2 separate regions of the Homo sapiens genome follow, and region 1 is linked to region 2. The links are chromatin loops, found by intact Hi-C in ENCODE. Cell type or tissue: IMR-90. All regions are shown on one strand. Links, peaks and the distances in the headings refer to the core of each region. The heading gives the core; the rest is flanking DNA. Region 1 overlaps LOC105369421 (a long non-coding RNA gene). Region 2 overlaps ME3 (malic enzyme 3).

Evidence for each region. A loop is a pair of places that touch in the nucleus more often than their neighbours do. Peaks named below come from ENCODE experiments on the same cell type or tissue, not always from the same donor. Only the 100,000 strongest peaks of a DNase experiment are listed, where the experiment ranks them.
Region 1: a loop joins it to region 2, with 4 times the contacts of the local background. A loop is called at or near these places in 4 of 110 quality-filtered maps.

What each region holds. Positions count from the first base shown.
Region 1 is chr11:86,352,093-86,368,181 of GRCh38, forward strand. LOC105369421 (a long non-coding RNA gene) reads right to left here. Exons shown (of 5, transcript XR_007062826.1): 3 at 8,122-8,235; 4 at 891-941. Among named protein-coding and RNA genes, the nearest start is that of CCDC81, 15 kb to the right of the region's middle. RefSeq lists an enhancer at 4,557-5,091. In IMR-90, for the core only: a CTCF peak has its summit at 8,883 (motif pointing right); a DNase peak (open chromatin) is centred at 8,889.
Region 2 is chr11:86,601,397-86,617,485 of GRCh38, forward strand. All of the region lies in intron 2 of ME3 (malic enzyme 3), which reads right to left. Among named protein-coding and RNA genes, the nearest start is that of ME3, 63 kb to the right of the region's middle. In IMR-90, for the core only: a CTCF peak has its summit at 7,168 (motif pointing left); DNase peaks (open chromatin) are centred at 5,995 and 7,185.

The DNA.
Region 1 (16,089 bases), core at 5,449-13,448, 250 kb before region 2:
AAGTATAATAATAAAAAAATACTCTTCTAGGCTAGCATAACCAGACTCTCCTTAAGGTAAAATAATTCTTTTTTACTTAGATAAATAAAATTCATTACCTTGCATACACATCCCATTACCTATCCACATTTAAAAAATATCTTCAAAACAAGTATTCACATCAACATAAAGCCATCTATACATCCTTTTTAACCTGGTAGCTAACAGCTACACCAGTTATTAAAGCACATATGTCATAAAATTGTCCAGTTTTCCAAGGTTACTTACAAAAGAATATTCATATCCTTAAAGTTAACTAAGGATCTGGAAATCACAAATGAAGCTGACACAGGAAGTCCTTATGGTTGTAGCTTAAGAATTAACAAATTTAGAATCTTTTAAAAGACATTTGTTATAAGTCCATTTTGTTAAACACAACTTGAGCTTTTTGTAATAAATAATTTGTGGAAAAGAGATAACACTTAAAACCTATATAAAAATTTAAGTTTAAATATGGAATAAAAGTCATTTATATACATTTTCTGACTTAAACATTCATTAAAACAGTTTCATGACCTGCTATTTCTCCTTTTCCATTTAGAGCCTGTGGTGGACAGATATGTATGAGATAATATGAGACATCACTAAATTCAGCTTTTTTTGTGTGTGTTTAATGGATAAAAGAACTAACATTTCTAAGCAAGAACAGAAGTTTTCTTAGATCTCAATAGCATTAGCCAATTGGCTTTATTTTTCCAAAGAAACAAAATAAGAAAAAATTATGTGAGCATCTGTTTTTTCTTCAGTGATGCACAGAGAACCACAAAATTGCATTATAGTGTAGTGGATAAGGTTATGGCCTCTAGAGTCAGGTAGCTTGTGTTCAAAATTTGGCTATACCATTTACTTACTGTTTTGATCTTATCAAGTTACTTCGCCTCTCTGTGTCATAGTTTCTTCATCTGTAAAATGAATTGACCACAGTATATATCTTTGAAGTTTGTTATAAGGAATAAACTTACCTAAAACTTTTAGAATAATGCCTGATACATTCTTAGTGCTCAATAAGTATTGGAAATCAAATTGTTGAAGTATATCATATTTGATATCAGCCAGGGTCACTCACTGGCCAAGTAACCCACCACATACCAGCATCAAAGATCAATTAAAATTGTCATATTCCTTTGGGGCTGCTTTTGAATGATAAAATGTCTGATAACTATTTGTACACTAGGTATGTATTATATTTCTAAAAGCCTAAAGAGAACTGCATAAACAATAGGGTTGCATAGTATAACAAAGCATTTGTTTCTTGTTTGGAATTTTATTTTATTTTTTGAGATGGAGTCTCACTCTGTTGCCCAGGCTGGAGTGCAGTGGCGCGATCTTGGCTCACTGCGACCTCCACCTCCTGGGTTCAAGCAATTCTCATGCCTCAGCCTCCTGAGTAGCTGAGATTATAGGCATGAGTCACCACGCCCAGCTAATTTTTGTATTTTTAGTAGAAACGGGGTTTCACCATGTTGGCCAGGCTGGTCTCGAACTCCTGATCCCCCTGCCTCGGCCTCATCTTCTTTGGAATTTTATTTTCTTGTGGCTTGGGTACTTGGAGTTTGGGAAAAAATGAAAAAGACAGTGGAGACGAAAATCCTTCAAAAGCTGAGGGTCACTAGGGAGAAATTGAAAAGGAAGAATAGACAATCTGAATAGGACTATATCTACTAAAGAAATGGCATCAATAGCTAATCTTCCCAAACAGAAAGCATTAGGCCAAGATAGGTTTGCTGCTGAATTCCACCAAACATTTAAGGAAGAAATTTTTCCAATTCTCTACAATATCTTTCAGAAGTTAGGAGAGGGAGTCCTTCCTTCCTAACTCATTCTATGAAAAACTAGGACCTAAAAGTAGTCAAATTATGAGTAGATAAATTTTACTTTAAAAGTGAAAAATTACTATTTATTTATTTAGAGACAGAGTCTCGCTCTGTCGCCCAGGCTGGAGTGCAGTGGCATGATCTCGGCTCACTGCAAGCTCCACCTCCCGGGTTCACGCCATTCTCCTGCCTCAGCTTCCCCAGTAGCTGGGACTACAGGCGCCCGCCACCACGCCCGGCTAATTTTTTTGTATTTTTAGTAGAGACGGGGTTTCACCGCATTAGCCAGGATAGTCTCGATCTCCTGACCTCATGATCCGCCCGCCTTGGCCTCCCAAAGTGCTGGGATTACAAGCATGAGCCACTGCGCCCAGCCTGAAAAATTATTTTTAAATGAAAGAATATTTATGGTCAAAAATAAAAATGCAAGCCTGGCTGGTCACAGTGGCTCATACCTATAATCCCAACACTTCGGGAGGCAGAGGCAAGAGGATCATTTGAGCCCAGGAGTTCGAGACCAACGTGGTGAGACCCTGTCTCTACAAAAAATAAAATAATTAGCCAGGCATGATGGCATGTGCCTCTGGTCCTAGCTACCTGGGAGGCTGAGATAGGAGGATTGCCTGAGCCCAGGAGGTTGAGGCTGCAGTGAGCCATATTCGCAACACTGTGCTCCAGCCTGAGTGCCAGAGCAAAAACCTGTCTAAAAAGCAACCCTGAACTACCATTTTATATTAAGCCTCCAAAATTTTTTTACCATCTCCTCAAGCATTTGTCATTTCTTTGTGTTAGGAACATTCCAATTTCACTCTTTCAGATATTTTAAAATATACAATAAATTGTTGACTGTAGTTACCCTGTTTTGCTATCAAATACAGATCTTATTCATTCTTTACCTGTTTTTTGTACTCGTTAACCATCCCCACCTTCTTTCTGCTCAGTTTTGCTGTGAACCTAAAACTGCTCTTAAAAATAGTCTGTTAAAAAAAAAAGAAAAGGAAAGAAGGACCTTCGTGGTGAAACAACTGGACCATTGGGCTTTTATCAGGTTTTTTCAGTCATGTAAAAGTAGCTTTGCATCCATTGACAGATGAATGAATAAACAAAATGTAGTATATACATACAATGAAATTATCATTCAGTCTTAAAAAGGAAGGAATTTCTGACACATGTACAACACATAAGATACACAAATAAAATTAAAATCACTTTACGAAGTAATTATGCTATTTTTTAATTGATGTTTTTCCTAGAGAACTTGGAAGGCCTTTGATTATTTTTATTGGCTTTTACATTTATTTCACAAAAATTCAAAAACCTTTTTAGCATTTGAATTGTGAAGTACAATTATGTGTACATTTAAAAGTAAAATAGCATTTTATAATTTTTAACTGCCATTAATTACTGTTTTATGCCTGTGCTTTTGTGAGTTTCTCAGTCACATTGTTACAGTAGGTGGCTAGTCAGGCATGAGCAGGTCAGGAGAGGGCGTCGCCTGACCAAGCATGTCAGGCAACCACGAGCTGATGGTCAAGGGGTTATTAACTGTCTCTCTGAAATAATAATTGGTCACAGCCAGCACCAGGGAAAGTCAGTCTCCCTATAGATAGAAAAAAACTGAAAATGGTGATCAGTAGCTTCCCAGTAGGATCTCAGGAGTTGGGCAAACGGGCTCAAGTATGTGCACTGAGAGGTGAAATGGCAGGGTTTAACTGGTATATGACCTTCTGGGGGCATTCCATCAGTAAAGGGAAGAAAGCCTCAGGTGAGCATGCATACAGCTCCAATATGCACACTGCGCATTCTCACCTCCCAAGTGCTGGCAGGCCACTGTGTATGCAGGCAACCCACCCCAAGGGAAGAATCAGGGGAGAGGGGATGCAAGACCCTGAACGTATGCCAGCATATAAAACCCCAAGTCAAAAGGTCCTTCCTTCAAGTTGCCCATTTGGCCCTCTGCCAAGTGTACTTTCCTTTCTTTTGTTCTTGCTCTAAAGCTTTGTAATAAGCTTCCACTCCTGCTCTAAAACTTGCCTTGGTTTCTCCTTCTACTTCATGCCCCTCAGTCAAATTCTTTCTTCTGAGGAGGCAAGAGCTGAGGTTGCTGCAGACCTGTATGGATTCGTCACTGTAACAAAATGGTTTGCTTATGTGATAATGATTATTCTCAATAATGACAAGCCCAAATGACAACTGACTATTTTGTCACAACTGATTATTTGTTTGTTTTTGAGATGGGGTCTTGCTCTGTTGTCCAGGCTGGAGTGCAGTCATGCAATCTCAGCTCACTGCAACTTCCGCCTCCCAGGTTCAAGGGATTCTCCTGCCTCAGCCTCCCAAGTAGCTGGGATTACAGGTGTGTGCTACCACGCCCAACTAATTTTTGTTGTATTAGTAGAGACAGGGTTTCAACATGTTGGCCAGGCTGGTCTCAAACTCCTGACCTTAAGTGATCCACTTGCCTCAGCCTCCCAAAGTGCTGGGATTACAGGCATGAGCCACTGTGCCTGGCCACAACTGATTATTTTGTTAGAGCCTGACCCAGAGAATCCATTACCAGTTTTAGTTCTGTAGGTTTTTTCTTTAATCTCCTCTTTTCAAGAACTTCATCAAATACCTAATTGAGCACTGAGGTTCAGTCCCAACAAATGTTTGATGCTGTCAGAGGCATGTGAACCACAGCAACTCCATCTTAAATAGGAACTAGGCAAAGTGGGGCTGCATTCCCAGATGGTTAAGGCATTCTTAGTCCCAGGATGAGATAGGAGGTCAGCACAAGATACAGGTCATAAAGACCTTGCTGATAAAATAGGTTGCACTAAAGAAGCTTGCTAAAACCCACCAAAACCAAGATGGCAATGAGAGTCACCTCTGGTTGTCCTCACTGCTGCAATCCCACCAGTACCATGACAATGTCATGCCATGGCAACATCAGGAAGTTACCATATATGGTCTAAAAATGGGAGGCATGGATAATCCACCCCTTGTTTAGCATATCATCAAGAAATAACCATAAAAATGGGCAACCAGCAGCCCTCAGGGCTGCTCTGTCTGTGGAGCAGAGATTCTTTTATTCCTTTACTTTCCTCATAAACTTGCTTTCACTTTATGGGCTCGCCTTGAATTCTTTCTTGTGGGAGATCCAAGAACCCTCTCTTGGGGTCTGGATCCAGACCCCTTTCCTGTAATAATACCCTTGTAAACCAAAAATAAAATTCTAAGCCACTCAGCTTACTGAATGGACTCCTTTTGGCCAAGGGGATCCCAAATAAAAAACTTGTTAAGGCCATGATGGGAAGTGGAGGTTGAGGCCAGACATGCTTTGTTATGCCCTCCTCCCTTTGGAGTTAAGGCACAACTGACCAGCATTAACATTAAAACAGAAATCATAAGATTGATAAAACAGACTGTTGTTAGTAATAAGATACCCAACTCCAGCCTGACTCTGGTATAACATCACATGACAGCGGCCCTAAAGGAAATCAAAGTATTTTATCCCAAAATATATTTCTTTGACGTATTTTGGAATGGCCCTGCAAAGCTGTCTCCTGTGGGGGAAATTTGCATTCTTTAGAGAATCCCCTTCTCTTTACAAGTCTTTTCCTAATCCAGGAGAGATTTAATACCTTTTAAGGTCTGACAGACATTTATTATCTATTCTCCCAGAAGCCTGTTACTTACAGGCTTCATCTACATAACAAGAACCTTGGCTTCCAGGTGGTGAGGTAGCTCGTGCTTGTAATCCCAGCACTTTGGGAGGCCAAAGCAGGTTGATCACGAGGTCAGGAGCTCAAGACCAGCCTGGCCAACATAGTGAAACCCTGTCTCTACTAAAAAATACAAAAATTAGCCAGGCATGGTGGTGTGTGCCTGTAGTTCCAGCTACTTGGGAGGCTGAGGCAGGAGAATCGCTTGAACCTGGGAGGCGGAGGTTACAGTGAGCCGAGATTGCACCACTGCATGCCAGCTTGGGCAACAGAGAGAGACTTTGTCTCAAAATAAATAAATAAATAAATAAATAAAATAAAAAGAACCTTGGCTTCCACAACCCCCCTTATCTTAAGCATTTCTTTATGTCGACTTCCATTTCTCAAGCAAAGCTTAATCCTTTTAATCGTCAATCAGAAAATCTTTGAATGCATCTATGACCTGGAAGAACTCCTCCACCCACATCCCCCACTCTCTGCTTCAAGATATCCTGCCTTTTATACCTTACATGTATTGATTTATGTCTTTGCCTATAACTTCTGTCTCTCTAAAATGTATAAAACCAAGCTATAATCCAACCACCTTGGGCACATGTTCTCAGGACCTCCTGAGGCTGTGTCACAGGCCATGACACTCATATTTGGCTTAGAATAAACCACGTCAAATATTTCACAGAGTTGGACTTTTTTTTTGCTAACACCCTCAAGCCTCAAATAACAAAAGCAGTCCAATAAAGCATTGAAGTGAGGACCAGTTGTTACAGGAGAGGGGTCCCAATCCAGACCCCAAGAGAGGGTTCTTGGATATCATGCAAGAAAGAATTCAGGGCGAGTCCACAGTGCAAAGTAAAAGCAAGTTTATTAAGAAAATAAAGTGGTGAAAGAACAGCTACTCCATTGATAAGAGTAGGACGTTCCTGAAAGTCAGAAGAGGAATGCGTCCACCCTAGGTACAATGCTTGTATATACGGGGAGATGTGCTCTGCTACAAGGGTTTGTGATAAAGGATTAATTTTCTTAATTACTATATTTTGCAAGAATTGATACTATTATCTTTAAAGCAAAATCAGGAATGCCTTTCTTCTCCAGATATCAGGATATCTGGACACTCCCAAGTCTGGGTCTGTTTAGGAAACATTATTAATTTGTTCCCTTAACCGTAAACATTTAGAGGCTAGGAATGCCTCATTTTCTGAGAATGCAGCCCAGCAAGTCCCAGTCTTATTTTCCTAGCCCTCACTCAAAATGGAGTCACTCTGGTTCAAACGCCTCTGACACAGTGACTGAGTATGCCCTTGGGTATGCCCTACTTATTTTCTAGTGTCAACTCTTTCGTTGACAGTTTCTCTGTATTTCTGAGAAAGGGATATCCCAGGGAGTCAGAAAGGGAATCAGCCTTACAATCTCTCCAGCTACTGACACTTCTCCTCTATAGTGAGCCACAGTGAGGGGGAGGCCAGTCAGCAGCCATATGGAGTGGGGTTCTGCTTCCCTGATCCAAATAGGTTGTTTTCTCTGTGTACAAACTAGACCTTTATAGAGCTTCAAGCTGTTCTTTACTAAAGAGTCAAGTGAACATTCCTGAGTCACTTGGAGTCCATAGGCAGAGATCAGGCATTCAGCTTTTGGTCTAGTCTCTCCCCACCTCTAAGCAAGAGGAAGGCAGAACCTCACCTCATAAGCCATCAGATGACAGGCTATCTCAGGAGCAATTCTCCGTTTCTTTTACACAAACCACCCTTTAGCCCTCCGAATAAAGTTTCAGCCCCTAGTTTCTTTTGCATTTCATAGATTTTCTTGCTTAATATAGCCACTGGATGTACACATGTATTCTTTCTGCTTTTTTGTCTCCATTTGTCTCTTCAGGGAGAGAGATTCTGTAAAGACTGAAGAACAGGGGGAGTCCACTGAGTGCTTTCCAGCTGCAGCTGGTTTCCCCCTAAAGTACCACAAATCAATGTGCCATTATGAGGATTAATTGAGGATTAATTTTCGTTCCATCACTCTGCAATCTAATCTACATTAGAAACATCTAATCTTCCTATTGACATTTGTCCTTTCCTTTTTCTGGTTTCCATTTCAAAGGACCCTCACATTAACGGCACATGGCTCTACTTAAGCAACCTGGTTAACTAAAGCTAGGATTTAAATGTTTCTCTTTAATCCTCAAGTTTATTCTCTGATAATGGGGTGGAGGGGTGGATAGTCTCCTTTTATGCCACCACACTAGTTGGATATTTAGTGGTTTTATAAACTTGTAAGCAGACAAGGCCACAGATATTGATTTGGACTAACTGAAGCAGAAGGAAATTATTGGAAGACTGTTGGGATGCTCAGAGTGATGGGAGCTAGGACAATCAGACCTGGAAATGGGCAGGAATCAAGAGGGATCTGGGGGATTGGCCATTAGGAACCCAGGCAATTTTCTTAAAGCAAGATAGTGAAAAGTGCATACCATCCCTGTGGAAATAACTTCCACATTTTCCTGCTGTCTGCCTGTCAACAGCTCAACAGTCTGAGCCCCAGAAAGAGCATCTGATGACTGATATTGGGTCACATACCTGGCCCCTGGTCCTGCAGAGTCAAGGAGGGCAAGGATCTGTTTCCTTCGGCTTTGGTAATGGAATGTAGTCACCAGGAATGGCAGCCCCACTAAGATTACACACAATGTAGATCTGTGAATTCCAAAAGGAAATGTGGAGGCTCTTAGGGCAGCCAAAACAAAACAAATGCCAACCAGAACTGTTTTTTTCTTTTGAGGTGGAATCTAGCTCTGTCACCCAGGCTGGAGTGCAATGGCACGATCTCGGCTCACCACAACCTCCGCCTCCTGGGTTCAAGCCATTCTCCTGCCTTAGCCTCCCAAGTAGCTGGGACTACAGGCACACGCCACCACGCCAGGCTAATTTTTGTAGTTTTAGTAGAGACAGGGTTTCACCATGCTGGCCAGGCTGGACTCAAACTCCTGACTTCAAGTTATCCACCTGCCTCAGCCTCCCGAAGTGCTGGGATTACAGGCGTGAGCCACTGTGCCTGGCCAGAACTGTGTTTTCAGTGGGCCAGTTGAAATGTAGGAGAAAGAAATTGAGAAATAAGGATGGAAGGAAACAGGGAGAAGGGTGGTAGAAAATGGAAGTGAGCAAGAAAGCAGAAAACATTCACTCAAGAAAAACTGTTCTTTGGCAATAGGTACATCTCTATGCAAGTCAGTGTGGCTTTTTTCCTCTAACATGATTTTAAAAGCTCTCTGAAAGCTCAGAAAACAGAAAACACATCTTGGTGACCTAGAAGTATAGTCATCTTCTTTCACCACCAGATGGTGCTTTATGTATAGAATGGAGGACAAGGATCCTGAGGACATTCCCAAACACTTGCATATTTAGGAAGCTCTTTTACTTAACAGTGATTCAAGAAATATTGGGGAAATGCAAGCCCAGATGAGGGACGCCTAACCTAGCTATACAGATAGGCAGGGGAGGGCGTCCTTAACCACAGTTGAGGCTTGCACCCAAGGACAGGATAGAGATTGGGAGGGGAATTCCAATTTAAGAAAGAACCACCAGAAGTAGAGAGGCTTAAGAAAGCACATTGCCTTCTAGGAATCACAGGTTGTAGGCTGGGAATGGACAGTATTTCAGGTGGAGGAAATAGAATGAACAAAGGTGTGAAAAATGTACAAACAGATTTGGATTTAACTATGGTTATTCAATTGTTTAGCTTATTATTGGGATTGTCTCAATTCTGCATCATATGACCTGACCTTGGAAAAGCGGGCCATCTGTTTAGGGTAACAACTATGATTCTATCCCTCAGAATACTCAGTTTTCCTTAGCCAGTCCTTGCTCTTTAGCTTCCCCATTTTCTTGTCCTTTTCTGTGCTAGAGGTGTATTGAAACTGATGCATTGCAAAACTGGTATTACATTAAATACACTGAACCTCAGATGCTTATGGAACACTTACACTATTTATACAGAAGAATAAGCAAAAGTGTCCAGGCACGGGGGCTCATGCCTGTAATCTCAGCGCTTTGGGAGGCCGAGGCGGGTGGATCATGTGAGGTCAGGAGTCTGAGACCAACCTGGCCAACATGGTGAAACCCAGTCTCTACTAAAAATACAAAAATTAGCAGGCTGTGATGGCAGGTGCCTGTAATCTCAGCTACTCGGGAGGCTGAGGCAGGGGAATGGCTTGAACCCAGGAGATGAAGGTTGCAGGGAGCCAAGTTTGTGCCACTGCACTCCAGCCTGGGCAACACGGTGAGACTCCATCTCAAAAAAAAAAAAAAAAAAAAAACCAAAAAAAAAGAATAAGCAAAAGCTCCTACCCTATAACACTGATGCATTCTGTTTGCATTTTATTCCATGATTTACACAATAATTATATATTGTATCCTTATGATATGTCAGATACTGTGTTGGCACTTTACATATATCTCACTTAATCCTTAATACCATCTGGAAATAATAAACATTTTATGGATGGTGAAACAGAGACACAGAGAAATCGAATAGCCTGCTCAGGGTTTCCAGAATAGCAAAATTAAAGGCCTAGGGTTTAGTTTTCCACTAAAGATTCTCATGGCTGGCTTCTTCACGTCATTCAGGTCTCTGCTCAAATGTAATCTTAGAGAAGCTACATTAATCCATCTGAAATAGACACCTCACTGTGCATCCAATTGTCCTGCCTTATTTTTCTTTGTAACATTATTATATTATTTATATTTGTATTGTCTGTATCTCCTCCTAGACTATGATCTCTGTTAGGACAAGCTCTTGGTTGTGTTTGCTGCTTATTACCACACTACCCAGACCAGAGCCTGGCACATAATAAGGAGCTCAACAAATTTTTGTTAAGAATAATTGACTCTTAGACCCAAACTCTTAGCCACTATGCTATATTTTGTCCCTAGATGGGATTAAGAAGGTTTACATTTTGAATATCCTGATACCAAAGAGCATGCTGCACAAAGCCTGTGCATGGAATGTGCCAAATAGTATGTAAACTGCGCCAGACGCGGTGGCTCACGCCTGTAATCCCAGCACTCTGGGAAGCCGAGGCGGGCGGATCACAAGGTCAGGAGAGTGAGACCATGCTCGCTAACTCGGTGAAACCCCATCTCTACTAAAAAAAATACAAAAACTTAGCCGGGCGTGGTAGCGGGCGCCTGTGGTCCCAGCTACTTGGGAGGCTGAGGCAGGAGAATGGTGTGAACCCGGGAGGCGTAGCTTGCAGTGAGCCGAGATCGTGCCACTGTACTCCAGCCTGGGTGACAGAGCGAGACTCTGTCTAGAAAAAAAAAAAAAAAAAAAAAAAAAAAAAAAAATATATATATATATATATATATAGAGAGAGAGAGAGAGAGAGAGAGAGAGAGAGAGTATGTAAACTGCCACTCTATACTCTTAAAATTCGAGTTTAATTTACACACAGTAAAATAAATAAATCTTAAGTATGTATGTATTTTTACAAATGCATACACTTTTGTAACCACCAATCATATCAAGATACAGAACATTTTTTAGCCTCCAAGGAAGCTCTCTTGTAGTAACTCCCAGTCAATACTCTACTTTGCAGAGATAAATATTCTGACTTCTATCAAATAGGTTAGTTTCTGGGTCTTAAGCTTCACATAAATGCAGTCATACAGTTTGTACTCTTATGTCTCTCTTCTTTTGCTCACCATAATATTTTGGAGATTTATCTATGTTCTGTATATCAGTGGTAGTTTATTTTTTTATTGTTGTGTTATATTCCATTGTATGAATAAATAACAATTTGTTTATACATTCACCTGCTAGTGGATGTTTAGGCTGTTGCCAAGTTTTGGTTATTAAGTATAAAGCTGCTTTAAATATTGTTGTAAAAGTTTTTACAGACATATGTACTTCATATGTTATTTTAGGGGGTATATAATTAGGAACAGAATTGCTGCATCATAAGGTAGATGTTTGTTTATCTTTCTTTTCTGAAGAGTGCCTGTTCAAGTGTTTTGCCCATTTAAAAAGCTTTCTTATTGATCCGTAGAGTTATTTATGTATATAATCCTTTAACAGATATAAGTATTGCAAATATATTCTCCTACTTTGTAATTGCCTATTCAATTTCCTGCTAATGTATTTTGATAATAGAGGTTCTCAATTTTAATGAAGTCAAATTTATCAATTTTGTCTCTTAAGGTTAGAGCTTTTTCTGTCATGTTTAAGAAATCATTGTCTACCCCAAAGTTATGAAGTTATTCTGTTTTCTTCTAAAGCTTTCTGTTTCAGATTTCACATTAGAGAATATGATCCACCTTGAATTAAGTTTTGGATTTGTTGTGAGTTAGAGTTTATTTTCTTTCCCATATGGATATACAGTTGTTGAAGTACCATTTAATAAAAACACTATCATTTCCCCATTGAATTGTAGTAACACCTTTGTTATAAACTAAATGATGTATATGTAGAGGGTATTTCTGGACTCTGTTTTGTTACATTGGCCTATTTGCCTCTCCTTGCACCAATACCACCTTGTCTTAATTACTGCCGCTTTATAGTTAGTCTCGAAATCTGATAGTAAAGTTTTCAACTTTATTCTTCTGAAAGATTATTCTTGGCTATTTTAGGTTCTTTGCATTTCCATATAATTTAAGATTTATCCTGTTGATGTCGACCAAATATTTTATGTGGGTTTTTATAGGTTGGGTTTGCATTGAATCTACTTATCAAATTGGGGGAAATTGACATCTTATCAATTTTGAGTCTTTTGATTCATGCACATGATATAGCTCTTCATTTATTTAGGTCACTTTTAATTTCTCTCAGGAATATTTTGTAGTTTTCACTATTAGCCTTGTGGAACTCTTCTTAAATTTGTTCCTAAATATTTGATTTTTTAATGTTACTATAAATTACATTTTAGAATATTTCATTTTCTGATCATTTCTTGATAGTATATAGAAATATACTTGGTTTTCATGTGCTGACTTCGTATCCAGAGAGCTTGCTAAATTAATTCTAATAGTTTGTATAGTTTCAGATTTTCTGTCTTCACAATCATGTAATACATAAATGAAGACAGTTTTACTTTTTGTTTTTGATCTTTATACCTTCTATTTCTCTTTCTTGTCTTGTAGAACTCTCTTGGGCCTACAGCATAATGATGAATAACAGCTGTGGTAGTAAAGATCCCCATCTTATTCTTGACTCTGGGGAGAAAATGTTAACCATTGATAATGACACAGCTACGGGGTTTTATTACTAGATAACCCTTTGAGATTAAGGATGTTTTATTCAATTTCTCCTTTGTTGAGGATTTTTTTCTAAAATCATCAATGCATGTTCAGTTTTATCAAATATATTTTCTTCACCTATTAAGATGATTTTATTCTGCCCCTTCTTCCCATATTATTCTGTTAATGTGGTGAATTATAATGACAGAATTTTTAAATGTTAAATCAACCTTTTATTCCTGGAGTACATCCTTCTTTGTTATGGTATGTTATTATTTTTTTATATTCCTGGATCCCATTTATTGATTTTTGTTTTGTTTTGTTTTGTTTTGAGACAGGGTCTTGCTCTGTCACCCAGGCTGGAGTGCAGTGGTGTGATCATAGCTCACTGTAACCTCATACTCCTGGGCTCAACTGATCCTCCCACATCAGCCTCCTGAGTAGCTGGGCCTACAGATGCATGCCACCAATGTAAACACATTTTTTAGAGACAGGATCTCACTATGTTGCCCAGGCTGGTCTCAAACTCATGGGCTCAAGTAATCCTCTCACTTTTGACTTCCCAAAGTGCTGGGATTACAAGCATAAGCCACTACACCCTGCCAATTTATCGATATTTTGTTACGATTTTTATATCTATGTTCAAGAGAGATTCTAGACTATAAATTTCCTTACTTGTACTGTCATATTTTGGTATCAATGTTTTGCCAGTCTTAAAAAGTGAGTTCAGACATGTCTCTTCTTTTTTAATTGTCTGGAATAGTTTGTGTAAATCCAGTATTATTTGTTCTTGAATTATTTGTAAGAATTTAGCATTAAAGCCATATAAACCTGGCATTTCTTTGCAGGAAAGTTATTTTTTTTAAACAAACATATGGAAGTAATTTGCTTTGTTTATGTCAGCACAAACTTAGTCATTTTCCACATACACCCTCCCAAGACTAAACCAGGAAGAAGTTGAACCCCTGAAAAGACCAATAACAGGCTCTGAAATTGAGGCAATAATTAATAGCTTACCAACCAAAAAAAGTCCGGGACCAGATGGATTAATAGCCGAATTCTACTAGAGGTACAAAGAGGAGCTGGTACCATTCCTTCTGAAACTATTCCAAGCAATAGAAAAAGAGGGAATCCTCCCTAACTCATTTTATGAGGCCAGCATCATCCTGATACCAAAGCCAGGCAGAGACACAACAAAAAAGAGAATTTTAGACCAGTATCCCTGAGGAACATCAATGCAAAAATCCTCATTAAAATACTGGCAAACCGAATCCAGCAGCACATCAAAAAGCTTATCCACCATGATCAAGTTGGCTTCATCCCTGGGTTGCAAGGCTGGTTCAACATACACAAATCAATAAACGTAATCCATCATATAAACAGAACCAAAGACAAAAACCACATGATTATCTCAATAGATGCAGAAAAGGCCTTTGACAAAATTCAACAACCCTTCATGTTAAAAACTCCAATAAACTTGATATTGATGGGACGTTATCTCAAAATAGTAAGAGCTATTTATGACAAACCCACAGCCAATATCATACTGAATGGGCAAAAACTGGAAGCATTCCCTTTGAAAACTGGCACAAGACAGGGATGCCCTCTCTCACCACTCCTACTCAGCATAGTGTTGGAAATTCTGGCCAGGGCAATCAGGCAGGACAAAGAAATAAAGGGTATTCAATTAGGAAAAGATGAAGTCAAATTGTCCCTGTTTGCAGTTGACACTGCATATTTAGAAAACCCCATCGTCTCAGCCCAAAATTTCCTTAAGCTGATAAGCAACTTCAGCAAAATCTCAGGATAGAAAATGTGCAAAAATCACAAGCATTCCTATACATCAATAACAGACAAACAGAGAGCCAAATTATGAGTGAACTCCCATTCACAATTGCTTCAAAGAGAATAAAATACCTAGGAATCCAACTTACAAGAGATGTGAAGGACCTCTTCAAGGAGAACTACAAACCACTGCTCAACGAAATAAAAGAGGACACAAGCAAATGGAAGAACATTCCATGCTCATGGGTATGAAGAATCAATATCATGAAAATGGCCATACTGCCCAAGATAATTTATAGATTCAATGCCCTATTTAATAAATAAGGTTAATAAAAGTCAATAAATTGACTTTTATGTACCTATGTGTCATTTCCATTGTATTTATCCTATTTGGGACTTGCTAAGCTTCTTGAAGATTTTGTTAATACTTTTCATCAATTTGGAAAATTATCAGCCATTTTTCTCAAATGATTACTTCTTATTCTGTCTTCTCTTCCTGGAACTTCATATATTTCACATTTCTTACTGTGTGAGGTTCTTTTTACCTTCTTCCTTTTTGAGGTTCAATTTGGATAATTTCATTAAGTTCATTCTTCTTGACATATGTTGTTTTCTGTCTACTGTTAAAATCCTCAAGTAAGTTCTTTACTTTTTAGTCAACTTATGAATTAACTAAATTTTATTTAAGTTTGCATTTATTAAGCTTTTAAGTTTGCTTTCCTAGAATTCTGGGTTTCTTCTTAAAAAAAAAATCCTCATCAGGATACATACAATAAGCTGCACCCATTTAGAGTGCACACTTTGATGAATTTTGACAGCTGTAGACTCCTGTGAAATCACTACCACATTCAAGATACAGAATATATCCATTACACCCCAAAATATTTCCCATGCCCCCTTTGCAGTTCATTTCTCCTTCTGATCCTGGCCCCAGCCAATCACTGATTTGCTGGACTCACTATAAATTAGTTTGCATTTTCTACAATTTATATAAATGAAACCACACAGTATGTATTCTTTGTGTCTTGTTTTTATCAGCCAGCATGATGATTCTGAGGTTCATCCATGTTATTACCTATGTCAGTAGTTCACTCCTTTTTATTACTAAGTAGTGTTACTTTGTATAGATATACTACGACTTGTTTATCCATTTTCCATTTGATGGACACATGGGCTGTTTTACATTTTTGGCTACTGTGAATAAGGCTGCTATGAATATTTGCATTTAACACTTTGTGTGAACACATATTTTTTATTTCTATAGGTTGAATGCTTAGAACTAGGATGGCTGGTCATATGGTAGGTGTATGTTTAACTTTATAAGAAACTGCCAGTTTTTTGAACTACTTTACATTCACACCTTGAGAGTATAAGCTCCAATTGTTCCACATCTTCACTAACATTTGGTATTATCAGTCTTTTTAATTGTAGCCATCCTAATGTAGTGTTGTCTCATTGTAGTTTTAATATGTGTTTTCCTAATGACTAACCATGTTGCAAACCTTTCCATCTCCTTACTGACCATTTATACAT
Region 2 (16,089 bases), core at 3,710-11,709:
AACCAGGAAGAAGTTGAATCTCTGAATAGACCAATAACAGGCTCTGAAATTGTGGCAATAATCACTAGCTCACCAACCAAAAAGAGTCCAGGACCAGATGGATTCACAGCCGAATTCTACCAGAGGTACAAGGAGGAACTGGTACCATTCCTTCTGAAACTATTCCAATCAATAGAAAAAGAGAGAATCCTCCCTAACTCATTTTATGAGGCCAGCATCATCCTGATACCAAAGCCGGGCAGAGACACAACCAAAAAAGAGAATTTTAGACCGATATCCTTGATGAACATTGATGCAAAAATCCTCAATAAAATACTGGCAAAGTGAATCCAGCAGCACATCAAAAAGCTTATCCACCATGATCAAGTGGGCTTCATCCCTGGGATGCAAGGCTGGTTCAATATACACCAATAAATAAATGTAATCCAGCATATAAACAGAACCAAAGACAAAAACCACATGATTATCTCAATAGATGCAGAAAAGGCCTTTGACAAAATTCAACAACGCTTCATGCTAAAAACTCTCAATAAATTAGGTATTGATGGGACGTATCTCAAAATAATAAGAGCTATCTATGACAAACCCACAGCCAATATCATACTGAATGGGCAAAAACTGGAAGCATTCCCTTTGAAAACTGGCACAAGACAGGGATGCCCTCTCTCACCACTCCTATTCAACATAGTGTTGGAAGTTCTGGCCAGGGCAATTAGGCAGGAGAAGGAAATAAAGGGTATTCGGTTAGGAAAAGAGGAAGTCAAATTGTCCCTGTTTGCAGATGACATGATTGTATATCTAGAAAACCCCATTGTCTCAGCCCAAAATCTCCTTAAGCTGATAGGCAACTTCTGCAAAGTCTCAGGATACAAAATCAATGTACAAAAATCACAAGCATTCTTATACACCAATAACAGACAAACAGAGAGCCAAATCGTGAGTCAACTCCCATTCACAGTTGCTTCAAAGAGAATAAAATACTTATGAATCCAACTTACAAGGGACAAGAAGGACCTCTTCAAGGAGAACTACAAACCACTGCTCAATGAAATAAAAGAGGATACAAACAAATGGAAGAACATTCTATGCTCATGGGTAGGAAGAATCAATATCGTGAAAATGGCCATACTGCCCAAGGTAATTTATAGATTCAATGCCATCCCCATCAAGCTACCAATGACTTTCTTCAGAGAATTGGAAAAAACTACTTTAAAGTTCATATGGAACCAAAAAAGAGCCCGCATCAGTAAGTCAATCCTAAGCCAAAAGAACAAAGCTGGAGGCATCACACTACCTGACTTCAAACTATACTGCAAGGCTACAGTAACCAAAACAGCATGGGAACCAAAACAGAGATATAGACCAATGGAACAGAACAGAGCACTCAGAAATAACGCCACATATCTACAACTATCTGATCTTTGACAAACCTGAGAAAAACAAGCAATGGGGAAAGGATTCCCTATTTAATAAATGGTGCTGGGAAAACTGGCTAGCCATATGTAGAAAGCTGAAACTGGATCCTTTCCTTACACCTTATACAAAAATTAATTCAAGGTGGATTAAAGACTTAAACGTTAGACCTAAAACCATAAAAACCCTAGAAGAAAACCTAGGCATTACTTCAGGACATAGGCATGGGCAAGGACTTCATGTCTAAAACACCAAAAGCAATGGCAACAAAAGCTAAAATTGACAAGTGGTATCTAATTAAACTAAAGAGCTTCAGCACAGCAAAAGAAACTACCATCAGAGTGAACAGGCAGCCTACAAAATGGGAGAAAATTTTCGCAACCTACTCATCTGACAAAGGGCTAATATCCAGAATCTACAATGAACTCAAACAAATTTACAAGAAAAAAACAAACAACCCCATCAAAAAGTGGGCAAAGGATATGAACAGACACTTCTCAAAAGAAGACATTTATGCAGCCAAAAGACACATGAAAAAATGCTCATCATCACTAGCCATCAGAGAAATGCAAATCAAAACCACAATGAGATACCATCTCACACCAGTTAGAATGGCAATCATTAAAAAGTCAGGAAACAACAAGTGCTGGAGAGGATGTGGAGAAATAGGAACACTTTTACACGGTGGGACTGTAAACTAGTTCAACCCCTGTGGAAGACAGTGTGGCGATTCCTCAGGGATCTAGAACTAGAAATACCATTTGACCCAGCCATCCCATTACTGGGTATATACCCAAAGGACTATAAATCATGCTGCTATAAAGACACATGCATACATATGTTTATTGCGGCACTATTCACAATAGCAAAGACTTGGAACCAACCCAAATGTCCAACAATGATAGACTAGATTAAGAAAATGTGGCACATATACACCATGGAATACTATGCAGCCATAAAAAATGATGTGTTCATGTCCTTTGTAGGGGCATGGATGAAACTGGAAATCATCATTCTCAGTAAACTATCACAAGGACAAAAAACCAAGCACCGCATGTTCTCACTCATAGATGGGAATTGAACAATGAGAACACATGGACACAGGAAGGGGAAAATCACACTCTGGGGACTGTTGTGGGGTGGGGGGAGGGGGGAGGGATAGCATTAGGAGATATGCCTAATGCTAAATGATGAGTTAATGGGTGCAGCACACCAACGTGGCACATGTATACATATGTAAGTAACTGGCACATTGTGCACATGTACCCTAAAACTTAAAGTATAATAATAAAAAAAAAAGTTAAAAAAAAAAAGTTGTCAATAGATAGGAGTGTCTGGGTTGTGATAAGAAGTTGTAGAGACCAAAGTTTCATCATGCAGATGAAGCCTCCAGACTTCAGAGAGAACAGGCTGTAAATGTTTCTTATTAGGTTTAAGGTCTGTGTTGGTGTTAAAGCTGGAGGGGCAAAATGGGGCATGTCCAGCCCCCATTTCCTGTCGGGTCATGAACCAGTCTTTCAGGTTAAATTTTAGAATGCCCTGGTTAAGGAGGGAGTCCATTCAGATGGTTGTGGGGTGAGGTGGAGGGCTTCAAATTTTATTTTTGGTTTACACTACATAGGGTTGTCTCTTACAAGAAAAAAAAGAACAAAAAGATTCCCTCCATCCATATAACCATTGCTCCCTACATGTTATAACTGCTTGTTCTGTTGAGAAACAACTGAAAACTGGATAAAGGTAGAGAATTTATAAATGAAATACAGTAAACATAAATAAGCATATAAAATGATATAAATGTAAATAGCTTTACATAGGTTTATATCTATAACTCAATTTAGTCTTCTCAACAAATTAATGAGGCAGATATTATTATTTTCATTTTATAGATCAGGGAACTGAGGTATAGAAAGTGTGAGTAATTTGGGAGGCAGCTGACACAGTAGTTTGAGTAGACAAACTTCTAGGTTAGAAATTACGTCTTAATAGACAGTTAAGAAAATTATTAGTTACAGTAAGTTAAGTTGAATTAATCCATTGTATCTTATATGTTTTAATTTAAAATTAACCATTTTAAAGTGAATGATTTAATAACATTTAGTGCATTCACAATGGTTTCAATCACCACCTCTATCTAGTTCCAAAATATTTTTATTACCCTAAAAAGAAATGCACCACTCATTAAGCAGTTGCTCCCCATTTCTCCTATTCCCTAAGCTCTGAGCAATCACCAGTCTTTCTGTCTCTATAGATTTCACTATTCTGGATATTTCATACAAACGGAATCATAACGTATGTGAATTTTTATGTACAGCTTCTTTCACTTAACACAATGTTTTTGAGGTTCATCCATGTTGTATCATGTATCAGTACTTCATTGCTTTTTATGCCTGATTAATATTCTATTGTATATACATACTGCAAATTATTTATCCATTCATTTGCTGATAGTCAAGACCCCAGGCCTACTGTGCCAATATGATTTCCAACCTATGCCACCGGTTCCTCCTCAGGGCATCTGCACATGCTGTTCACAATTAGAAGGCTGGATGTGCTTCTGAGTCATGGGGACTTTGACTTAAGAACCTGTGACCAGGTATTGGTCCTGAAAAGCATTTTAGAGGTGTCATATTGAAAAAATTATTCTGGTTTTAGAAGACTTTTGCTGGGGGCTCAGCTTTGCCACCAAAAACTGCTTAATTTAGCATAAGGCCAGTCTGTTTGGACATTAGCTATCTCATGTATTCAGAGTGCCTTCTAGCCATGACAATCTATGACCTGGCATTTTCTGTATGAACAAGTATTTTTTGTTGAATTACATCGAAGTCAATGATCCTTAAAATAGTCATTAATCATTGAAGTTTTTTATTTTAGGCTCTGTTTAACGTTATTTAAAATCTTTGTAACAACCCTTTAAAATAGATTTTTTAAAAATCACACCCATTTTACAGATGGAATGGACAACTAACTTCCCTGAGTCATACAGTCAGAGGGGGAGGGTTAGAGCTCAAACCCAGACAGCCTCATTCCAAACACCAGTTTTTTTTCCACTTTAAACCCCTGCCTCCAGGACACTCTTTCAATTATTTTCTGTTCTCTAAGTTTGCCTACCCCCAACCTCACCCCAAGTCCCATGGGCCTCCCACAAGTGCCCAGAAAAATCTGACTATTTCTCCACTACAGCCATTTTCTAAAAGCTTCTGGAGGCTGTGTGCATCCCTTCTAGTGAAGTATCTGGGAGTTCACCCTGTGTTGCAGAGAGAAGACTCCACCCCTCCTCCCTCCCCAAAGCTACCACAGCTTACTTGAGAATAACAACAATATCATGTGACCCTTACATAGCAATGGTCAATTTATCCATTGATCTCTACTATATAATGGGATTGTGACAGCAATTTTGTAAGTTGGATGAGGATTAATTTTATAAATGAGAATACTGAGGCTCGGAGAGGTCACCTGTGATGGTCACATACCTGGCTCCATGTACACTATTTCCCTCCTGGGCCTTTGCCATACTGTGCTGAGCTGCAGTTGGGGAAATATCTCAGGGACGTGCCTCATCAGGGTAGTCTGTTGTGGACAGCAGAGAGATGGGTGCGTCTCTGGCCACTTAGAGCCACACACACAAGTGCCACTCAGAACACTGGCCCTGACCCTAAAGAATCAATTAGTGGTCTGCCTGCAGCGAAGCTGTTTTCAGGGCCCTTTTAGTGCTCTCACATTCCACCAGGTATCCCCCTTGGCCCCATGAGCTTGACAGTCTTCCAAAATATTTCTGACAACCCCAGTGAGTGATGTTCACCAGATGCTGATCAGGACTCATGTTCTTACATGGGCATAATGGGAAAATCCTTCATTGCATACTGGGAAGTGACCAATAGTCCATGGTGCTTATAACTCTCCCAGTACAGAAAAGTGGAGGAATTTCAGTGGAGGGATGTGGTGTCTTTGGTTGGTTGATTGGTATTGATTTAGATGTTATTTGTCTTGAAAATCTGGCTGTGGGTTAACTAATGCTTACCCTTCCTGTTTTAATCATTCCTACTTCTTTTTCTAATCCATGTGTCACCAGGAGAAACAAATGTAAATATGTGAGGTTGCTGTTTTCAGCAAATTCATTCAGGATTCAATGCCAAACTAGGCTTTTCCTGAAAACCAACAACAAGCACCAACAGGAGGAGATAGAGTTACATTTCTTGTAAACCAACAGCCTGATTTTCATTGACACATTGTGGGTTTTGTTATTGTTGTTGTTGTCACTGTTGTTGATCTGGATAGAGGTACAGGCTTATTTTCATAGCTGAGTTTATGACTAAGTGCAGCACTGCTTCCTGAAACAATTCCATCAACTTAACACATTCACAGCCATGAAGAAATCTACCAATCTGTTCTCTCCTCTGAGTGATCTTTCTAACTTGCAAATGTGATGGTGCTACTTCTTATTTGGGATATCCTGGCTGTAACTGGGATATTTCAGACATACTGGCGGGGCTGAACTTTAACTCCTCTCATCCTTCAATGTTCTCAGGCATGCAAAATTTTCCCTAACCCCTTTCTCCCTCCCTTTTCCCACCATACTCATTGGTGGTCATTTCTTCCTCTCTGATTCATAGCCCCATATACATACAATGAGTTGAGAGGCATAGTTTTTTTTTTTTTTTTTTTTTAAACTTCAGGGGAAAATATCCAAATAGAGCCTGGTGAATATCATCAGAAAAAAGGCAAACTAGGAGAGTAAGTCCTTCCTGTAAAGTCTTGCAGAATCTTAGAGTGGGAGGGGACTTAAGAGGGAAGGTACTTCCCACTCCCTTCTGCAATCTCTTTGATAGATGGTTTTTGTTGTTTTTTTTCAGCTTCCAATAGATCACATCTAGAGATAGGGAAGTCGGTGTTTTTTTTAAAAGAAATATATATATATATATATTATATACACATATTTTACATTGAGCAAAAGTTGATCTCGCAGTGAACTCTCTTATACGTCCTTGGTCGGACTCTGGAGCCATGCAGAATACGCCTACTCCCCGTTCGACATGATAGACCTTCAGATATTGGGGGGGCACTTATCTGCCTTTTGACCTTCAGAAACAGAATGGGGCCCTGGAATCATTCTTTCTGGCATGTTGGGACACAGATCATGCCATGTCTCCCCTGGGTGCCAGAAGTACCTATGAGGTATTTCCCACATGCTTGGCACCAGGCTACTGTTTGGGGAGAAAGTAAATACATTTTATTTCAGAATTGATTAATTTAAACATAAGCAGCATACTCCTTAATATAAGGTTACAATGCAAAAGAAACCAAAAAACAAAGCCAGAAAAATCCAGAAGGTAATTCTTAGAGAGACAGGGAAGGTTCCAAACATTTTTAAATGGATCTAGCAGATTAAAGTTCAGCTGCAGCTCATTATTTATGAAATGTTATTCCTGTTTCTTGCAGAGGGAGAAAGAAGCAGCCAAGAAATACTGCCGTGTACCTCTTGAGTCCACGCACGCTTGCTTAATTTAGAAAAAATTACTAGGAGGGGCCACTATGGGGAGCTGGAGACCACTCTGTAATGAAGCCCATTTCTACTAAAACAAAGTATGCATGAGATGGAAGCAATCTGGGCAATGTTGAATCGATTCGGGGAAATGATCCCAGGATTTTTCTCTGAGGATGCACTCTCAATAGTGGATAGTGATGTTTTCAGGTGTAATTTAAATGCCGTTTTGCTCAGTCAGAGCAATGGACTCAAATTCCCTCTCAGCTCCCTCTAGAGGTTAAAGTGTGCAGCTGCTGGCAGAACTTGTGGGCTTGGAAACCTGCCCATGTCCAGAGGGCAGTCAAGATGAATACAAGGAGTTATCGGTTCTTTCTGTTAATTAGAGCAAAATCTGTTGGTTGAAAAAATTAAAAATAAAGTAAAACTTTACTATTCTCTAAATACAGTAAGGCTGAGATGAAATACATTGTGAATATGCATTCATATAGAAGAGGTAGTAACTGGTATATCAGATAATTAACTGGTATATAAGATAATTCACTGGTAAGTCTTGGTGCAATGAAGAAAGTAAAAATTCCATAATGACTTCCCAGATATACTTACTTCTAAAAAGGCACGTATTTTTTTGGATAATGGATAACAATTGACATGATCGTGATTATAGCCACCAATGATTGAGCTCTTATGTGTCAGGCACTGTGTAAACACTTTACTGGCATTTTTCTCATGTAATCTTCATAAATCCCTTTTAGATAGATTCTATAGTTAGCACCATTTTACAGACCAGGAAGCAAGAACTTAGAGAAGTTAAATCCTTCATACAAGGTCATGCAGCTGACATGTAGTGATGCCTGGATTTGAACTCAGGTTTATTCTCTTAAACACAATAAAATAGTGCTTTCTCATCAGAGGTGCAGGACTCAGCAAGATTAATGAGTAGTCCCAGGTACCCAAGTAGTAAGTGGTGCCATTAATGTGTGGTTGATTGACAGTGTATATACAGTGCCTGGTCCATCATGAATATTCAGTGAAAACCAAGTCCCTTACCCTCTGAAATGACCATGATTCTGACTACATGTGTCCTGAGTATGTCTTCCAGAGCAGAAAAAGCTCTGGGAGATAGCCTGTGCCATTTAATCTTTGCATCCTGTCACCTAGACCTGTACACTGCCTATACTGGGTGCCAAATGAATATTTGCTAAATGAATCAGTGAATGATTGAATTAGGCCTGTCTTCAAGGAGCTTACAATCTGCTATGAATCATAAGTGTGCATATATGTATGCATGCACACACACACACCCCTAACCAAACCCTAGTATACTAGTCAGAAGTGAGTTAAAACATACTGAAGAATATATATCAGCAATGCTGCACTCTTAAGCCAGAAAACTTGCCCATGTTTACAAAGACATGTACAAGAATATTGATTACAAAATTGTAATAGCAAAAAATTGGGAACAACTTAAATGTTCTTCGACATAGGCATGGAGAAGTAAGTTTCAGTTTACTGATGTGATGGAATGCTAAATAAATGGTCTAAAACCAAATGTATAAAATGGATAACTCTAGAAACACAGTAAGCAAAATTATATATAAATATAATGATAATAATAGCTAACACTTACTCAACACATTATGCACCAGGCATTTCTTTATGCGCTCTGCATTTGTTAACCCATTTAGTCCTCACAACCCTTCAAGGGTATAAACTATCATCAGACCCATCCTAGAAGTCAGGAAGTTGAGGAAGGCTACATACATTTCATATAATGTCTAACATGTTTAAACATATGCCAAAAGGCTATACTTTAAGAATGCCTCCATGTGTAGTAGAAGTGTAAAAACATGCAAGGGAATCATTAAACACCAAATTTATGACAGTGATTACATTAGGGGTGATGAAAGGAACATGACCAGAGAGATGAATAGAGGGGGCAGCAGATGTATTTATAATGTTTCATTTAAAAAACTAGATGATTGGTATATGGATATTTTTCATATTATCGTTATATTTTTTCCTGTGTCTGAAATACTTTATAATAAAGTGATCTGCAAGCAGAAACTAAATACCTTGAGACCTCAAAGGAAAGAACCATTACTCCTGATATTTCATGGAGAAAGGGGCATTTAAGTTGAGCCTAGATATTATGGGGAGGATAGTGCTAAAAATTTAGCAAATGTGGAAATCAGTGCATATGCCATGGGAGTGATGCCGTGCACAAAGGTAGAAGGTGCAGCAGCAGGAGATTCCACTTTCCATTCCAAGGCCCCTGGGAAGCCCAGCCTGAGCGACTCACATCCCTTGCTGCTCAGGGTGGCTGTGCATGCATGAATCTATTGGCACCCTGTAGTTCTCTTTTGGGCTGTGGGGTTGGGGGGTGGCTCTTGTCTTCTACTCAAAGGCAGATTGCTGCAATAGGGGGTGGCGGGGGGGCAGGGTCTGTGCTCACAAGCATGAACAATAACTGACAGAGTATTTGCTTTTGAGCTTTGGGAGAAACAATGAGGACTTGTTGCAACTCAAGACCCAGTCAGTGACTGGCTGACAACAAATAGGTGATAAGTGTTTTGCTGAACAAAACAGCACCAACTGTTGGCCAGAAAAGCCAGGCACAGTGGACGATGGCAGACAATCCAGTTGTCAGGCAGCTGTAGCACTGGGGTCTGGACAGTCTCAAACTCCAGATATCACTTCAAGCCAACCTGACTTCCTAGACAGCGTTCTGAATTTGGGTCTCAACCTCATATATATGTGAATATTATTTAGCCCTAAAGAGTGAGAGAAATCTTGCCATTTGCCAAAACATGGATGAACCTGGAGGACATTAAGTTAAGTGAAATAAACCAGACATAGAAAGACAAATGCTGCATGATCTCAGTTACTTGAGGAATATAAACAAGTTGAACTCATAACAGAAAATAGAATTGTGGTTGCCAGGGCCCGGGGTGTGGGGAAATGGGGAGATGTTGGTCAAAGGGTATAAATTTTTAATTATGAATAAAGCCTCTCCTTACAGCAGACACTTGTAAACAAAAAGAGAAAAAAAGGTGAGTAAGTTCTGAAGATCTAATGTACAGTATGGTGACTATAGTTAATAAGAATTGTATACTTGAAATTTTCTAAGAGAGTAGATCTTAAGTGTTCTCAACACAAAAAAAGGTGGGTAACTATGTGAGGTGATAGATATGTTAATTCGCGTGATTGTGGTCATCATCTCACAATGTATGTATATATATTATATATATCAAATCATCACATTGTACATCTTAAATATATACAATTTCTATTTGTCAAATATAACTCAATAAAGTGGGGGGGGGGGGAAGAAAAATGAATATCTGATTAGTGCTGTATTCAAAGGAGGGCTTTTCCTTATCATGCAATGGGAAGACTCTAGAAGTTAAGTCTGAAAACAGGGCCTTGATTGTTGGCTCTTACTATGGGTCTAGATGTTTGATCTTAGGCAATCTACTCAGCCACTCTAAACCTCAGTTTTCTCATCTGTAAAATGGGGGTATTAATAGCTACCATCTGAAAAAGTTGCTGAGAGGAACAAAGACAATACACCAATATCAACCATTTATTGGATATGCATTATGTGCCTAGTTCTATGCTCAGCACTTTGGTTTACTCTTTTTTTATTTTTAATTTTTATTTCTTCTAAAAAGAATGAGATACATGTGCAGAACATGCAGGTTTGTTACATAGGTAGACATGTGCCATGGTGGTTTGCTGCACCTATTGACCCATCCTCTAAGTTACCTTCCCTTGCCCCCCAACCCCCAACAGGACCTGGTGTGTGTTTTTCCTCTCTGTATCCATGTGTTCTAATTTTTCAACTCCCACTTATGAGTGAGAACATGTGGTGTTTGGTTTTCTGTTCCTGTGTTAGTTTGCTGAGGATGATAGCTTCCAGCTTCATCCACGTCCCTGCAAAGGACATGATCTCATTCCTTTTTATAGCCACATAGTATTCCATAGTGTGTATGTACCACATTTTCTTTATCCAGTCTATCATTGATGACCATTTGGGTTGGTTCTATGTCTTTGCTATTGTAAATAGTGCTGTAATAAACATATGTGTGCATGTGTCTTTATAGGAGAATGATTTATATTCCTTTGGGTATATATCCAGTAATGGGATTGCTGGGTCAAATGGTATTTCTGGTTCTAGATCCTTGAGGAACCGCCATACTGTCTTCCACAATGGTTGAACTAATTTACATCCCCACCAACAGTGTAAAAGTCTTCCTATTTCTCCACAGCCTCACAACCATCTATTGTTTCCAGACTTTTTAATAATTGCCATTCTGACTGGTGCGAGATGGTATCTCATTGTGGTTTTGATTTACATTTCTCTGATGATCAGTGATGTTTAGCTTTTTTTCATATGATTGTTGGCCATGTAAATGTCTTCTTTTGAGAAGTGTCTGTTCATATCCTTTGCCCACTTTTTGATGTGGTTGTTTTTTTCTTGTAAATTTGTTTAAATTCCTTGTAAATTCTGGATATTAGACCTTTGTCAGATGGATAGATTGCAAAAATCTTCTCCCATTCTGTAGATTGCCTGTTCACTCTGATGCTAGTTTCTTTTGCTGTGCAGAAGCTCTTTAGTTTAATTAGATCCCATTTGTCAATTTTAGCTTATGTTGCAATTGCTTTTGGTGTTTTAGTCATGAAGTCTTTGCCCATGCTTATGTCCTGAATGGTATTGTCTAGATTTTCTTCTAGGGTTTTTATGGTTTTGGGTTTTACATTTAAGTCTTTACTCCATCTTGAGTTAATTTTTGTAAGGTGAAAGGAAGGGGTCCAGTTTCAGTTTTCTGCATATGGCTAGCCAGTTTTCCCAGCACCGTTTACTAAATAGGAGACCCTTTCCCCATTGCTTATTTTTTCAGGTTTGTCGAAGATCAGATGGTTGTAGATGTGTGGTGTTATTTCTGAAGTCTCTGTTCTGTTCCATTGATCTATGTGTCCCTTTATGTTAAAAACTCTCAATAAACTAGGTATTGATGGAACATATCTCAAAATAATAAGAGCTATTTATGACAAACCCACAGCCAATATCATACTGAATGGGCAAAAGTTGGAAGCATTCCCTTTGAAAACTGGTACAAGACAAGGATGCCCTCTCTCACCACTACTTTTCAACATAGTATTGGAAGTTCCGACCAGGGCATCAGGCAAGAGAAAGAAATAAAGCATATTCAAATAAGAAGAGAGGAAGTCAAATTGTCTCTATCTGCAGATGACATGATTTTATATTTAGAAAACCCCATCATCTCCGCCCCAAAACTCCTTAAACTTATAAGCAACTTCAGCAAAGTCTCAGGATACAAAATCAATGTGCAAAAATCACAACCATTTCTTTACACCAACAATAGACAGCAGAGAGCCAAATCATGAATGAACTCCCAGTCACCATTGCTACAAAGAGAATAAAATACCTAGGAATACAGCTAACAAGGGATGTGAAGGACCTTTTCAAGGAGAACTACAAACCACTGCTCAAGGAAATAAGAGAGGATACAAACAAATGGACAAACGTTCCATCCTCATGGGTAGGAAGAATCAATATCGTGAAAATGGTCATACTGCCTAAAGTAATTCATGGATTCAATGCTATACCCATCAAACTACCATTGATATTCTTCCTAGAATTAGAAAAAAATCTACTTTAAATTTCATATGGAACCAACAGAGAGCCTGTATAGTCAAGACAATCCTAAGCAAAAAGAACAAAGCTGGTGACATCACCCTACCTGACTTTAAACTATACTACAAGGCTACAGCAACCAAAACAGCATGGTACTGGTACCAAAACAGACATTTGCTCAGCACTTTGAATCAGAATCTCACATCATCTTCCCAGGACCTCTAAGAAAGAACTGGAGAAGACAGAGCTTAAATGATTTGCCCCAGTCACTTATTGCCTCAGCTAACAGACTGTGGAGCTGGCATTCAAACTCATGTCTGGCTGATTCCAAAGACTATTACAACACTGGAGACTGCAAAGCACTTTAAGATTGTATTTTCACCACTTATGTAGAAATTATAAACTCATTTCAGCCAGTTAAAACGTCCACTCTTGAATTGATCTGATTTGGAGTTAACTTAAACCCAAAATACACAGGATGGATTTTGCCTTTGCTGTGAGTCCAGAACCCCTCTTTGCTCCATCTGAGCAGACTGAGGACCTGTTTTCCTTTCTGTCTGGGCTCTCAATGGATCAAACAGACACCAACCCCTTCTCAAAGCAGGCATAACCTTCTCTGAGGGACCCAGGTCTCCAAATTCCCAGGGTGGTGCCTTATCTTCGACCTCAATTCCTTGTCTTCTCAGCTTTTTAGCAACAGGCACCAACCAGGTGCCTATGGATTTTTTTTCATAGTCTCTCAAAGCTAAGTCCTCAAACCTCAAATATTCACTTGATTTGCCAAACACTTCCCTGAGTTAAGTGTTGTGGAAATTAAGCTTTTCAATATCTTCTCTATATCTCTCTAGCCTATAAAGAGGTCCAGCCACTTCTCTGATACTGGTATTATTTTTCACATTGTATTGCATATTAAGAGCTTGGTACTCCCAGCTCCATACCACTTACCACTTCCAATACATTAATGAGCTTTTTGATAAAATGTACTAAATACTAAACCATGTCAGATGTGGCCATGAGACGACTTTTAGGGTTTTTGGCCATAAGAATACACACATTCTGGCGGAACCAAATCGTTTTTTTAAAAAATATCACGGAGTATGAAAAACCAAGAGCTATAGCCTTTGGCTTGAGGTCCTTTTGGACATTTTTTTTTACTTTCAGAAATCAAAACAGGAATTTATGAACTATTCTTCCATCGGTACAAATCTTAGTGAGCTTCTAGCCACATCCGGACCCTACACATATTTTTTCAAGGCCACAATTTGAGAAGCTGTAGCCTCTGGATAATTGGAATTATGGAATTTTTGAGTTGGAGGTTACCCAAGAAATCATCTAGTACAGGATTCTGAAACTTCTGGTAAGTAAGGATTAACTATTCAATCATGAATGGCACTTTACATACATTAACTTATTTTGTCCTCCCCCAATTCTCATAAAGTACATTCTAGTATTATTCCCATTTTATGGATGAAGAAATGGAGAAACAGAGAATTAAGTTACCTGTCCAAGACTCAACATCAGGTAGTAACACTCCACTTAACCACATCTTTATACTGCATCTTGATCAAGGTAGAAATACAGGCCTCAAGGTGGGATGACTTATCAAGATCACAGAGCTAATAAGAGTTCACCTCTGTCTGAGTCTGCACCTTGCTTTCAGAAAGCTATTGAGGAAGTACTTCATTACTATTTACCCCATACACATGGGGGTGTTGGTGGTGGTGTGAGGTAAGTAGCAGTGAAGCACCTCCTTCCTCTTCTCAACTTCCCATACTCAGAATCTCAGCACTCTGACCTTGAGGGTGCTATGGCTTAGGGGTTGGGGCTGGGGGACAGAGTGAAACCTAAGTCATGGCTCTTGCTCTCAAGGATTTTCTTGCATAACAACTTCTTAAAGTCACAAAATATTCTTGTAGTGATTTCAGAGCATACTTCTTTGAAAAGATTAAAAACCACCAATAACAATTAAAAAAACTCATAAACATCCTAATTGCATAGAATGCATGGATAAGCAGAAGGAAGTAAAACTTATAGTCTCACCACCAAAGCACAACCACTATTGACATTTTGGTATATGTTCTTGTCACTTTAAGACAGTACATATATTGTTAGTTGTGACTATAAACAAAAAGCAATGTTATATCCTGCTTTTCCAGTAAATATTGTCTGCATTATGACCCATTTTGGTAAATATCTTTTTAAAAGTTTGTGTAATACACCGTGATAAGGGATATGCCATAATTTACTTAACTATTCCTTTGTTAGGCATTTGTGCTATTTTCTAAATGTTTCATTATCATAAATAATTGTAAAGAGATTTTATGAATAAAACTTTTATGATATTTAGGTTTACTTCTCTTGGACATATTTTCAACATGAAAATACTGGAATTTCTCTTCACCTGAAACATCACTTTATTAGGAAATTCTCAGTGCTGATGTTAATTCTTAAACTGTTAACTGTCTATATGGAAATAAGCAAGTCATTGTGGGATTTTAAATTCTTCTTAAATGAACTATTTTTTTTCCAAATCATATCAATACTATAGTTCATTCTTTGGTAGAATGACAAATAGAATTACCCTGCCCACTAACAGTACAAGCACATCTGAAAGTCACACAGCATCAGAAAGTGGTTAAGAATAAGAATTCTACCTCTGTGATAGTCCTTTGAAAAACTCATAACTTCAGTCTAATAATGAGGAAAACATCATATAAACCTAGTTGGGGGACATTCTACAAGATACCTAGCCAGTGCCCTTTAGGACTGTCAAGGTCATGAAAAATAAGGAAAGATTGAGACACTGTCATAACCCAGAGGGGATGAGGAGACATGGCAGCCAAATGTAATGTGGTACCTTGGATTGGATCCTAGAACAGAAAAGAGGCACCAATAGAAAAACTGGTGAAATCCAAAGAAAGTCTGGAGTTTAGTTCATAGTCATGTACCAATATTAATTTCTTAGTTTTGATAAATGTTAAATGATAAAACCATGGAAATGTTAACAATGTGGGAAAACTGGGTAAGGGGTATACATGAACTCTTGTACTACCTTTGCAACTTTTCTGTACATCTAAAATACTCCAAGATAGTAGTTTTTTTTTTTTTTTTTTTTTTTTTTTTTTTTTAAAGATGAAGAACAAGCGATCTGGAGCCAGTATGATTTGGTTTTCAGTTCTGGGTCTGGCATTTATTACTGCTGAGTGGCCTTGGACAAATTATTTCCTTGAGCTTTAGTTCATCTAGTATATACATAAAAAATTACCTACTACAGGGGATTGTAGGTTTTGAAAATAATAATGCAGTTAAAGCACTGAGCATTATTCCTGGCACAAGGTAAGCACTCAACAAATGTAAGCCATATGTTTATTTTGTTTAGTTTGAAGGTTCTTCTTTCCAATTCTTAGTTTCCTCTAAGGTAACTAAGTCTCGTTTAAAAGTTAAACTCAATATAAAGAAGACAAACTGTTGCATGAATCTGGAAATGATAACTGATGTGGGCTTTGGGGTCATTGCTATTGTTTTCTATGTAGTT